2 separate regions of the Mus musculus genome follow, and region 1 is linked to region 2. The links are chromatin loops, found by intact Hi-C in ENCODE. Cell type or tissue: heart. All regions are shown on one strand. Links, peaks and the distances in the headings refer to the core of each region. The heading gives the core; the rest is flanking DNA.

Region 1 (5,648 bases), core at 317-5,316, 460 kb after region 2:
TGACAGTGTGAACGATGAGCAAGGATGAAACCAATGAACACAGAGAATGTACATGAGGTCTCAACCCTACACAAAGAACTGCAAGTGGTTAAGGACATCTGGGAGCAGAAATACTCTTTCCAAGGGGAGAGCACACCAACTGCTTGTCCAGTGCTAAATGATCAGCTCCCAAGCCATACATCCAAATGGCATTGCACAGACTGAACACGTTATATTTAGGAATATATACCTATATGTATATACATATATTCAGGGAATAACCATTAGTGGGGAAAAAAAAGAAGCCTGAATTGGAAGGACAGTATGGGAGGGTTTATGGGACGGTTTGGAGGGAGGACAAGGAAGGGAGAATTGCTGCAATTATAATCTCAAGAATGAAAAGAAAGACTGAAAATATAGTAGTATTTAGCATTAACTTTCACAGAGATAGGAAGCAAGCTGGACAGACCAAGCCAGAGAGATCAGCTTTTTCTGTATAGAACAAATCAGAGGACTGGGATGTTCAATAAACTCATCAAAGGCTTGGAACAGATACACACCAGCCCCAAACTCTTGTTCCCAGTTCTGATTTCAATGACTGTTTCTCTCCAGCAGGCATCTCCTTTCTACCCGCGCACAGGTGTCTGAGCCTCACTGGGTCAAGTTGTGCTGGCAATGCTGTTGCCAGTGACACGCATCACCCACCACAGAGTTCATTCGCTAGATAAGGCCATATCCTGGTCCACAAACTCTACCAAAAAGCTGGGAGCTGCCAAAGTCTATGAGCCCCACAGGGTTAATTTCCCAGTAGGATTCCCAGCTGAGACACTGTCAAACACATGCTTCATCCCTTCCAGTGAAACAAGCAGAAAATATCCATTTACCTTCCAAGAACTGAGAGCACATATGAGGGGCGGGAGCAATGGCTCAGCAGTTAAGAGAACACTTGCTGCTCTTCCAGAGGAATCGAGTTAGGTTGCCAGCACCCATAGCGAGCAGATCTCAAGCACCTCTAACTCAGTCCCAGGGGGTCCCACGCCCTCTGCTAACCCCTCGTGTATACAGCACACAGGGCACAAGCACACGGGGCGCGCGCGCACACACACACACACACACACACACACACACACACTCACACCAAACCATTTTTTCAAAAACGGAACACATGTAAAATCTTTCCACCACATATTCCCTCAAGGCGCATTTCTTAAATGCCACTCTCACCTGCTGCTGCTGCTTGCAACGCACTTAGAGGCAAATCTGTGCTTACTAGGCAGTAAAGGCTTTTCGTTGAATTCGCACAACTCTGAAGCCAGTGCTTGAGTTACATCCACTTTCAAGGGGGAAAGCCAGGCTCAGAGAGGTGAAGGATCTGAGCAAGTTCACGCTTCAAATGACACAAGAAAAGCAGCATGCCTGGCTATGGGGCCTCCCTTGGGGGAGTAGGAACTGACTCATTACTCTTTGGGGCAGGCCGAAATGAACTTGAGCGAGCGAGGAAGCTGCCTGGGAGAAGCAGGTGGTACTTAGAGAGTGGAGGATGGAGGGGAGGCATTTCAGGCAGAGGAACCTGAGCAGAGAGAAGGAGTGGACAAAGTTCAGAGTGTGCACCGAGGGGAGCGAGTCGAGGCAGGTAAGCTGGCTGGCCGGCCTAGAAATCCAGGATCCAACCGCACCATACCATCTCTCTGCTCCCCATTCCCACCCATTGTCTGAAGCCTGCCTGTGGTCTCCCTTCAAATGCCTTTCTGTCTCTCAGTCCCCATGGCAACAGCTCACTTTCATCCAGCTGCTTCTTATTCTAATTGCTTCCTCTGTGGCCTGCCAGGAAGTACTCTGGCCTCCGTGAGGCTGCGCAAATCTAAGCCTGATCTTCTCACTGCCCCCGCTTAATTGACCAGGCGAACACGTAGCAGGGTACAGGCTCTGCGTCTCCTGCGCACTGCTGCCTCCCCTCACCCACCGCTTTGGTCATTAAGTCTATTCTTCGGGTCCCTGATGGGCCCACGAATTAATTAGCCACACATAAACGCCTTCTGAAAACCCAGGCGGGAGAGTGAATATGCTGTGTAAGCCAAGGCAGCCAAGGAGGGCTGGGGTCAGCTGACCTCTTGCAAGCCTGTGCCCCGCCGCACCCCTCCCCCACCCCACCCCACCCCTCTCAGCCCGCCTTTGGTGAGACTGGAAGGGCCCACTGCTTGCCAAAAGCTATGAACCAATAGGATAATGTGTGCACCTGCCTAAAGAAGACCGACATTCTCTTGCGCGCAGGACAAATCCCTGCAACCCCCCGCCCCCTAGCTGTCTTAACTACCATTGTGGGACTCAAAATGCAGCCCGCTCCTTTTCCTTTCGGCTAGCGGAAGTTCCTGTGCGGGAGAGTCCCACTTCCTCTTGGGTGTTTGGCGTGTGCGTGGCAGGAGGGGCGGGGCCAATGCTGCTCTGGTTTCTTGCGCGCTTGGCGCTACAGGGAGTGCGGGCGGCGACTCCTTGCGCAAGTCAGCTTGCCTGGGAAAGGGCTTTGTGGCTGAAAGCGACTGGTTCCTTGCCACAAAGGCTCCGCTGGCGTTTGCGGTTCAGCGGCCGTCCCTGAGTAAGATAGCCACTTTTCTCCGACGCTGCCAATAGCCTTCTCCAAGTGCTGCAGGCTTTCATCGCTTTGCAGGAGCCATGCCTCGGGGACGGAAGAGTCGGCGCCGCCGGAACGCAAAGGCAGCTGAAGAGAATCGCAACAATCGCAAGAGCCAGGCCTCAGAGGCTTCAGAGACCCCGATGGCGGCTTCTGTAGCCCCGAGCACACCCGAAGAATACCTGAGCGGCCCGGAGGAAGACACAAGCACCCTGGAGAAGGCCTCCAGTACCCCTTCAGAAGCTTCGAGCACTGCCCTAGTGCAAAAGCCGGTTACCCGGAGCAATTTTCAGGGCACCAAGAAAAGTCTCCTAATGTCCATATTAGCCCTCATCTTCATCATGGGCAACAGCGCAAAGGAGGCCCTGGTGTGGAAAGTGCTGGGGAAGTTAGGGATGCAGCCTGGGAGGCAGCACAGCATCTTTGGAGATCCGAAGAAGGTCGTTACAGAAGAGTTTGTGCGCAGAGGGTATCTGATTTATAAGCCAGTGCCCCGCAGCAGTCCAGTGGAGTATGAGTTCTTCTGGGGCCCTCGAGCACACGTGGAATCTAGCAAGCTGAAAGTCATGCATTTTGTGGCAAGAGTTCGGAACCGATGCTCCAAAGACTGGCCATGTAACTATGACTGGGATTCAGATGATGATGCAGAGGTTGAGGCTATTCTCAATTCGGGTGCTAGGGGTTATTCTGCTCCATAGAGAGATCCTAGGCAAACCCTTAGGAGTGGAAAAGAGAATCCAAAGTATCTGCTCCATGGAGTAGATAGGCAGGGTCCTGAATTCAAAAGGTTGTGGAGGGTGGGGAGGGCACTGTATTTGGTATTTGTGACCAGTGCTAATTGTTAAACTGCAAAGTAGTGTTTGCTATAGATATTGTTATCTTGTATTCATTTTATAACACTGTTGACTAAGAATCACAATATGTTTAAATATATACTTGAGGAAAAGTTTATGTTATTTTTTTCTGTCGTTGGCATTTGATATTAACAGCTGTGCTAACCTTATTAAATGAAGTCTTTGTGTCATGTTGTGTGATGGATAGAAAGTACCACTGAGAGGCTGTTCTTTGAAAGTTTGGAATAACCAGTAAAGTGTGAGTGGAAGAAGATTACAGATTTGTTCTGTCTTTCCCTTGTGTCTGATGTCTTGTAATGGAACACATTTGTAAATATGCTCACTGTGCAAATAGTATAAATAAAAGCATAGTAAACAGAATGTTTTGTTCATTTATTGTCCACCTGTTAAATGAGGACCAAATTTAGATGCTGGGAATAGTCCTTAACAGAAAGCATCTAGTTTCCAAGAAATTTCAAGATTGTGGGAGGGGGTGGGGAATGGAAATGCAGTAAGTGTTGTAGGGAATGGGCAGGGACTAAGGAGAAGGAAGACAAACTGATGACATCATTTGGGGAATAGAACAGAAAAAAAGAGGGTATCACAGGATGCTTTAAAACCCAAGGAGCATTTCTAGAATGCAGAAGACAGTAGGAAGGGTGGCCATATTACTTGGTATTGAGTGTGGAACTGGATACTTAACAGACCTTGACAGGAGCCATTGGCAAAGACCTGAAAACATTCTAAAATAATAAAGAAGTAGAAACGACACTAAAATTATCTTGAGAGAGGATGGTAGGGTAAAAATAGACTGCTGTGGAGTAGCAGTAAGAGAAATGGAAGAGACTAAGAAGATCCTTGGGGTCCTTAGGTAAATATTGGGTGGGGAAGTAAACTTAGGGTCACTGGGGAGAATAAGGATACTCAGGACATAGAAATTCCTCAATGACATATTCAGGTATGTTAAGGGAGAAGAACAGAACAAGAAAAAAGTCAGGAGAAGAGGGGAAGAGAACCAGGACATCATAAGAAGGCTGTTGCACTTTACAAAAAGACAGTGACACTGAGGTCACCAACACTCATGGTGAATTGGGGACAATGGGAAAAGGGCTTTGAAACACCTGGATTTCTGATGTTGAAGGATACTGAGAGAAGACTGGACATGTAACTTCATAGCATTGGAGTTTCTTGCTCTGCACATAATCCAAAATACTCAGTGTGTGTGTGTGTGTGTGTGTGTGTGTGTGTGTGTATCTGTTTGTCTGCCTGCCTGCCTGCCTGCCTGCCTGACTTTCTGCATGCCTGTCTGTTTCTCTCTCTGTGTTTTCAGGGGCAAGGTAATATTATTCCATATTTCCCTTGAGGTAGTGAAGTACCTACAACTGTAGAGATCTGGGAACCTCCTCCCCATTCTCCTTAGGGACTTGCCTGAGAACATGTACAAGAACAACTCACCAGCTCTAGAGCTGACCACAATTAACACGAGGAAAGTAATAAAAAGAACAGACTGGGGTCTCCTAGGGAGCATGAAGGACAGGCACCTAGCCCAGGCACACCATACAGAGTACAGTGGTCAAGACACTTTCATCCCTCCTTCACTAGAGTCTCACCTGACTTCTGTCTGAGACAAGGCCCAGTCTCTGGCTGCAGCACGGGATGGCAAAAGATTTATGCAAAGCCCAAGGACACACAGGCAGCAGTCTGCAGGCTAAGGATGCTTCCATCAGAAGCAGAGTGGACGAGGTTTCAGAAGCTCCAAACACAGATGATGAGTGGCTTCTATGTCACAGGAAGGGCCAGAGAAGCCTGGCACAGGTAATCAAAGAGGCTTGTCACCACCCCTGAAGGCACATGTTTGTCAGTCCCTCTCAAGGGGTAGGCAGCAAAGGAATCCAGGGGAGAGGTCAGCACACAGCATTCTGGGCCAGAGCCACACAAGTGGCAGACCTGAGACAAGACCCTGCTTCTTTCTCCACATCCCCAGACTGCCTTATACTAGGCTGCCCTGCCATCTGTTATGGCTTGCCAATGCCCACTCCCAGGGCCTCTGCCTTCAAAGGAAATGTGACTTTCAGCCCCAGCCATCAATTCCATGCAGAGGGAGAGAGACCCACTCAATCTGCTCAATTCATAGGAGGTTCCTCTTAGCAGTTCCTCAACTCCAGGAAAGTCAGCTAGGGAGTAGGAGAGCCTGTAGCAGAAAGGTT
Region 2 (5,648 bases), core at 488-5,487:
TATTAGATTTATAGGTAGACAGATTTAAAAGAATCAAAATAAAAGTAAAGCACAATTTTGTGTGTTTAAAGATTTAAGAGCCATTATCAAAAATAAGATACATTTTTTTTCAAGGTACAGAAACGTAATTAGGATGGCTGAGAGCCCAGCAGCCTCTCAATGGCCGCGTTGATGTCGCCTCCTGTTGCTATTAGGGCCTGCAAGTTTGCTTCGCGGTTTAAGAACCCCATGGCGTTGAGCTGTTCCAGTTGCTGCTGAAATCTCACTTCAGGATTCGGCGGCTGTGGAGGGCTTCCTCCAGTGAGAGCCTGCACCATTTGTTGAATGAACTGCTGGTTGGGTCCAGATTCCGAGGTTGGACTTATGGTTTCAGTAGGTGCAGAGCTGGACACAGTGGTTGCAGGCGGGATGCCAGTGCCGGTGGAGCCGGGGGAGCTTGCAGGGCCAGTGGGTCCTATAGGCCCGATGGGGCCTATGGGGGTGAAAGGAACTATAGGGCCGATGGGCCCTATGGGAGTGACTGGGCCCACAGGGGTTATGGCGGTTCCCAGCACTCCCATCCCCACACCTGGAGCGAAGCTGGGAATGAGGCCAGGTGCTTCAGTGGCTAGAGTCTGTAGCCCCTGCTGGATCTGCATTAGCGCTTGCATCGCTCTCGGGTTTGACATGGCCGCGATGGTTTCTGGATTCTGCATCTGCTGCAGGAAATTCGGGAGCTGTGGACGCATCTGCTCCTGCAGCTGAGGATTCGAAGTGAACAGCGGGCTACTCAGCATCATCTGGGCCGCCATATCTGGATTCTGGCTCAGCGACTGCATCATGCTCCGCATGTAGGGCGCAGACAGCATATTCTGAATCAGCTGGGGATTCTCAGTTATCTGCTGCAGCAGGCTCTGCATTCCTGGGGTGCTGAAGATGCTAGCCACGTAATTAGCTGCAGCCATGGTGTTCCCGGCGGTGGTGCTGCTGGAGCTGCTGCCAGAGCCACTGCCACTGCTTGTGGTCGTGGTGGTGGTGGTGGTCGCAGCCGTCTGGGTTGTTGGCGGTGGTGCCCAAGGATTGGGCAGCGGATCACGATTCTCCGTGCGGGAGGGCTGAGTACCTTCCCCTGAGGTGGAACTGCTCCCCACCGTGGCAAACGGGTTGCCCCCAAACTGCTCCTGTGCGGCATTCAGCATAGGTTCTTGAATGTCAGTGTACATGCGCCGCAGAGCATTGTAGCCACCTGGGATGCTTTCGAGATTACTGAGAGCCAGGTCTTGATTTCGCATCATCTCTTGCATCATGGCAGGATTCCTGGCGATTTCCAGCGTCTGCCTCATTATATCTGGGTTGTTCAGTAGGTGGCTGATTTCTGGGTTTCTCTGGATCAATTGTTGCATCTGTGGATTGGCCATGATGAGCTGCCTCATCAGATCAGGATTCGAAAGCATGCTCTGAACAAAGGGATTTTCCATGATCTGGATCATCATCTCAGGGCTGGCCAGGAGCTGCTGCTGCATCTGGTTCTGAAGCTCGGTGAAGTTGGGCGAGTTCAAGCCCAGGTTACTAAGGCTGGAAAGGCTTCCCAGCCCAAAGGAGCTGCTATTCGTGGTGGTAGGTGTGGAGCTACTCCTGGGAGCCGATGATGTCGTCGCCGCCGGCGCCGCCGCCGTGGTGGTGGTCGTGGTCGTCGTGCTCGTTCCCGCAGTCGTGCTGGGCTGCGTGGTGGCCTGGCCCTGCGGACGGTTCTGGCTTTTGATAACCAGGTGAACAGTCAGTCCATCATGGATGCCATGCTGCATCAAGGTATCTTGATCTTTCAGGATCTTTCCGGCGAAAATCAGCACGAGCTGATCGGTCTGCGATTTGAAGCGTTTGGAAATCGCTTCCTTGAACTGCTGCACGGTGCTGTTCTCGGGCACCGCGAACTCCTCCTTCTCTTTGGGGGTCTTCACAGTGACTTTGATGATTTTGGGCTCGGCCGGCGGGCTGGCCGCGCCTGGGGCCGCCGCAGGGCCGCGGGAGGGGCGCGGGGGGCCGCTGCTCTCGCCGTTCTCAGCCATGGCGGCCGCGGTGACGCAGGCTCACAGGGAAGGCGCTGGCGAGCGAAGAGGGCGCGAGGGAAGGAGGTGCCGCAGCAGCGGACTGGGGCGGCCCGGCGGGCAGCGCGGATCACAGTACCTCAGAGTTGAAGGCTGCGGCTCCTCCCGGTCGTCGGCTGCGCACTCGGCTCGGCGTAGGCCTCGGCTGAGGGCTGAGAGAGCAGGTCCTGCAGGCCGTCTCCGCTGCCGCCGCCTTGTGATCTGCCCGCGCGCACTCCCAGCGACTCCTGCAGCTGCGGCGCCCGCGCTCCCGCCCCGCCCCGCCCCGCCCCGCCCCCGGCCGCGCCCCGCCCCCTGCTGACGCGGCGCCAGCCCAGCGAGCGTCTCGCGGCCGAGCGCAAAACTCCTGCCCTGCAGAGGAGGGGGGGCGGAGGGAGGGAGAGGGAGAGGGAGGGAGAAATAAACAAAGAGAGGGGGGAAGAGAAGGAAAAGGAAGGAGGCTGGAGAGAAAAGCCAGGGGACCAAGGCGAGGCGGGCGAGGCGAGGGGGGAAGGGAGGAGGCCAGGAGGAGGAAGAGGGAGGCAGCTTCTTTAGCAGCCACTGAAAGACCAATGGAGAATGTGGGTTCGCAATCTGGGAGGCAGTGAAAGGATGAAAGCCTGAATTGAACCGATCCCAGGCAAAGGACGAAAAATGAATAGTAAAGAACTCTGACAAAGCAAAAAGGGAGAATGAGCGCCCGGTTGGGGGAAGGGAAGGCATGGCGGGAGCGAGCATTTTACAAAAGAAGCCGAGAAACGGCCAACAGGCTTCTGAAAAGATGAGGCTCGCTCCTAATCAAAGGGATTCAAATAAACACAATGAGATTTTTCCTTCGGGTTTATCATATTGGCAGCGATAAAAAAAAAAAAAAGAACGTTAAACCTTGTTGACCAGGAGCCGAGAAAATGCACTCTCATGCTAGTCGTAGTATGAATTGTTGTAATGGGGCAGTTTGAAAATACAAATGGACATTTTAAGGATTTGCACCTTTGTTTAGAAAGACCTAATAATCAATTCGAAAAGTATATATAAACAACGTGGCATTTTAAAAAATAGCGTTTAGCTAGTTAAATGGGTCTGTGACAGGAATACTATGATTTTGCCATACAATAAAATAATCCCTGTGTCTAAAAGATGGTGGCTAATTCATGTAGTATTACATGTCTCTAAAAAATACATTAAATGCACTGTAGTTAGGAGAAAATAATAGACGATATTTGGGGTTATTTTTTATGGTTTTCTTAACAAATGGAAACAATACATGTGTGTAGGTGTCAGCATCAAAAAGCTTGTAGACTGTATGTGTGAAAAAAATCTGAAAGGCTATACTCCATTATGATAAAGGTAATTATTAGTAAGAGCTGAAATTGTAAATAATTCTTATTTTCTATTTTTATAAGATTGTGAATTTGATGAATAAATATGCATTGCGTTTATGATTTTTAAAAACTACAAATATTATTTTCAGACAAGAGTAAAGGTAAAAATTGACAGGCACACAATAGTCGTGGCAGAAATTAACATAATCATTATGGATTAAATAAAGAAAACAAAAAATGGAGTATTACTGTTATAGAAAACCTGAATTATAGAAGAAATTATTCTGAAATCATTTATTTCTCTTGCTTTGAACACAGAAAATCCTTTTCCCATACAAAAACCTAGAGATGATTTAACAGCATTTCAAAATCATTACGTCACAGTACCTTAATAAATCTCAGTGTAAAACAAAATACAGGGCCATTATACCCATGACTAGTACAAAAATCATTATATATGCAAGAGCTCATATAGATATAATGTACAATGAAAAGTATACTTGCTTTAAATACATATCAAAACATAATTAACTGACACACATCAAATGTAAATATCTATGGTATTTAAAACATATGTACATATGTATATAAAATATTCTATTAGCTAGAAGGGCTGGGCTGCTGCTCACTGATGGAGCACATGCGTACTGTGTGTGAAGAGACCCTGGGTTCAATTCCTAGTACTGAAAGAAAAATTAACAGAAAATAAATGTACAAGAGGCAGTCATTCTAAACATCTAGTCACAAGGAAGAGGAAATGGTACAGGATTCTACACAATGACTAAATGGAACTGGAGTTAAAGCTGTAAAAATGTGCTTTGTCTCTAAACTCGAAGGAAACATGACAGGCTACCAGCAATGGCTGATTTTAGATAGTGACAACTCACCTCTGTTAAAATATGTTTAACTTTTCTGAAAATAAATAGAAATTTAATACTATATCACAAGGAATTGTTAATGACTCTTAAAGGTAAATACTATTAACAAAAATGAGGAAGAAGAAAACACTTAAAATTTAAAGAAATCCGAACACTTTTGAGATAGTACAAATTGAAATTCTTAGTAGAATGAATTGGTAAGCATAATTATAATGAGAATATAATCTCAATACTTACCACAAGATTACCCTATATGTAGTTTAAGGAACTTGATACTGATAGAAATTTCTAGGCCCCATCCCAAGCCAATTGAAATAAGTGGTGAATAAGAATATTCATTTTTAGCAGGTCTGAGTTCATTAACATTAGATTTATGGGGTACTATGTGAATGAATTCAGAGTCAAATTTATACATTTTAAGATTTTAAATGCCCAATAATAGCAAAATTAGTGTAATACACATTCAAATAACAAGGACAACAAAGAAAACTGGAAGAGGTACCTGACATGCCAGCCATAAAATGAAAACAGCAAAGACCAACAAACAATATTTCTCTCCCTTCATCCTTTTCTCTTCCCCTTTTTTTCCTCTTTCTGCTACATTTTCCTTTTTGTGAGATACTAGAAAGACATTTTACCTTGTTTCAATATGAAAGCAATGGAATAAACCATGTACAAACTAAAAAAGAACTGAGCCAGAACATACACAAGGTCCCAGGTTCTATCCCCAGCACCACAAAAATCAGTAAGTACAGATTTGAAAGACAGTGTAGTTCCAGAGCTTGACAGAGTTGGTAAAGAATTCCTAAGCCAGCTCTTCATAAGCATTACCTGAATTACTTTTAGTAGCTGTGGCAGGAAACAAGAACTTCATATTCCTCTGGGAAGTAAAGGCCAACTTGCTAACCAGCATTGAAAGTATACTAAAATCTTCAGACAATTTTACTAAGCATTTCTACATTTATGGTTGTATCCATTAGTAAAATATATTGTCTTCCTGGAGTGGATCTACAGAATGCAAAGAAAATTCTGATCATTCTTTATTTTTGTGGATGCACATGGCAGAAAGTTAATTAATAATAATAAGAAGAAGAAATTCCGTTACAACTAGAAAAATAGTTATATATGGAGGGCAAGATTTGAGTCAATGAGACTGTAATAAAAACTCCACCAGAATCACCTATACTTGTGTGATATTAGAGCAGTACAATCATTTCTGTATAGTGTAAGTTCTTTACCAGGTTCAACGGGACTAAGAAATGTTCTTAAAAGCTGTGCTATATTTTTTGTATCCATTCCTCTGTTGAGGGGCATCTGGGTTCTTTCCAGCTTCTGGCACTTATAAATAAGGCTGCTATGGACATAGTGGAGCATGTGTCCTTCTT

Evidence for each region. Peaks named below come from ENCODE experiments on the same cell type or tissue, not always from the same donor. Only the 100,000 strongest peaks of a DNase experiment are listed, where the experiment ranks them.
Region 1: a loop joins it to region 2, with 8 times the contacts of the local background. A loop is called at or near these places in 2 of 42 quality-filtered maps.

What each region holds. Positions count from the first base shown.
Region 1 is chrX:153,034,340-153,039,987 of GRCm38, reverse strand. Mageh1 (melanoma antigen, family H, 1) reads left to right here and starts at 2,425. Exons shown (of 1, transcript NM_023788.3): 1 at 2,425-3,822. The coding sequence starts at 2,650. The coding sequence ends at 3,306. 9530051G07Rik (RIKEN cDNA 9530051G07 gene) reads right to left here and starts at 2,359. Exons shown (of 4, transcript NR_040272.1): 1 at 2,294-2,359; 2 at 1,204-1,549. In heart, for the core only: a CTCF peak has its summit at 2,287; a DNase peak (open chromatin) is centred at 2,397; H3K4me3 peaks cover 1,855 bases; H3K27ac peaks cover 1,334 bases.
Region 2 is chrX:153,494,851-153,500,498 of GRCm38, reverse strand. It overlaps Ubqln2 (ubiquilin 2), which reads right to left and starts at 2,267. Exons shown (of 1, transcript NM_018798.2): 1 at 1-2,267. The coding sequence starts at 2,045. The coding sequence ends at 129. In heart, for the core only: no CTCF peak of the experiment used is centred there; a DNase peak (open chromatin) is centred at 2,388; H3K4me3 peaks cover 2,825 bases; H3K27ac peaks cover 2,806 bases.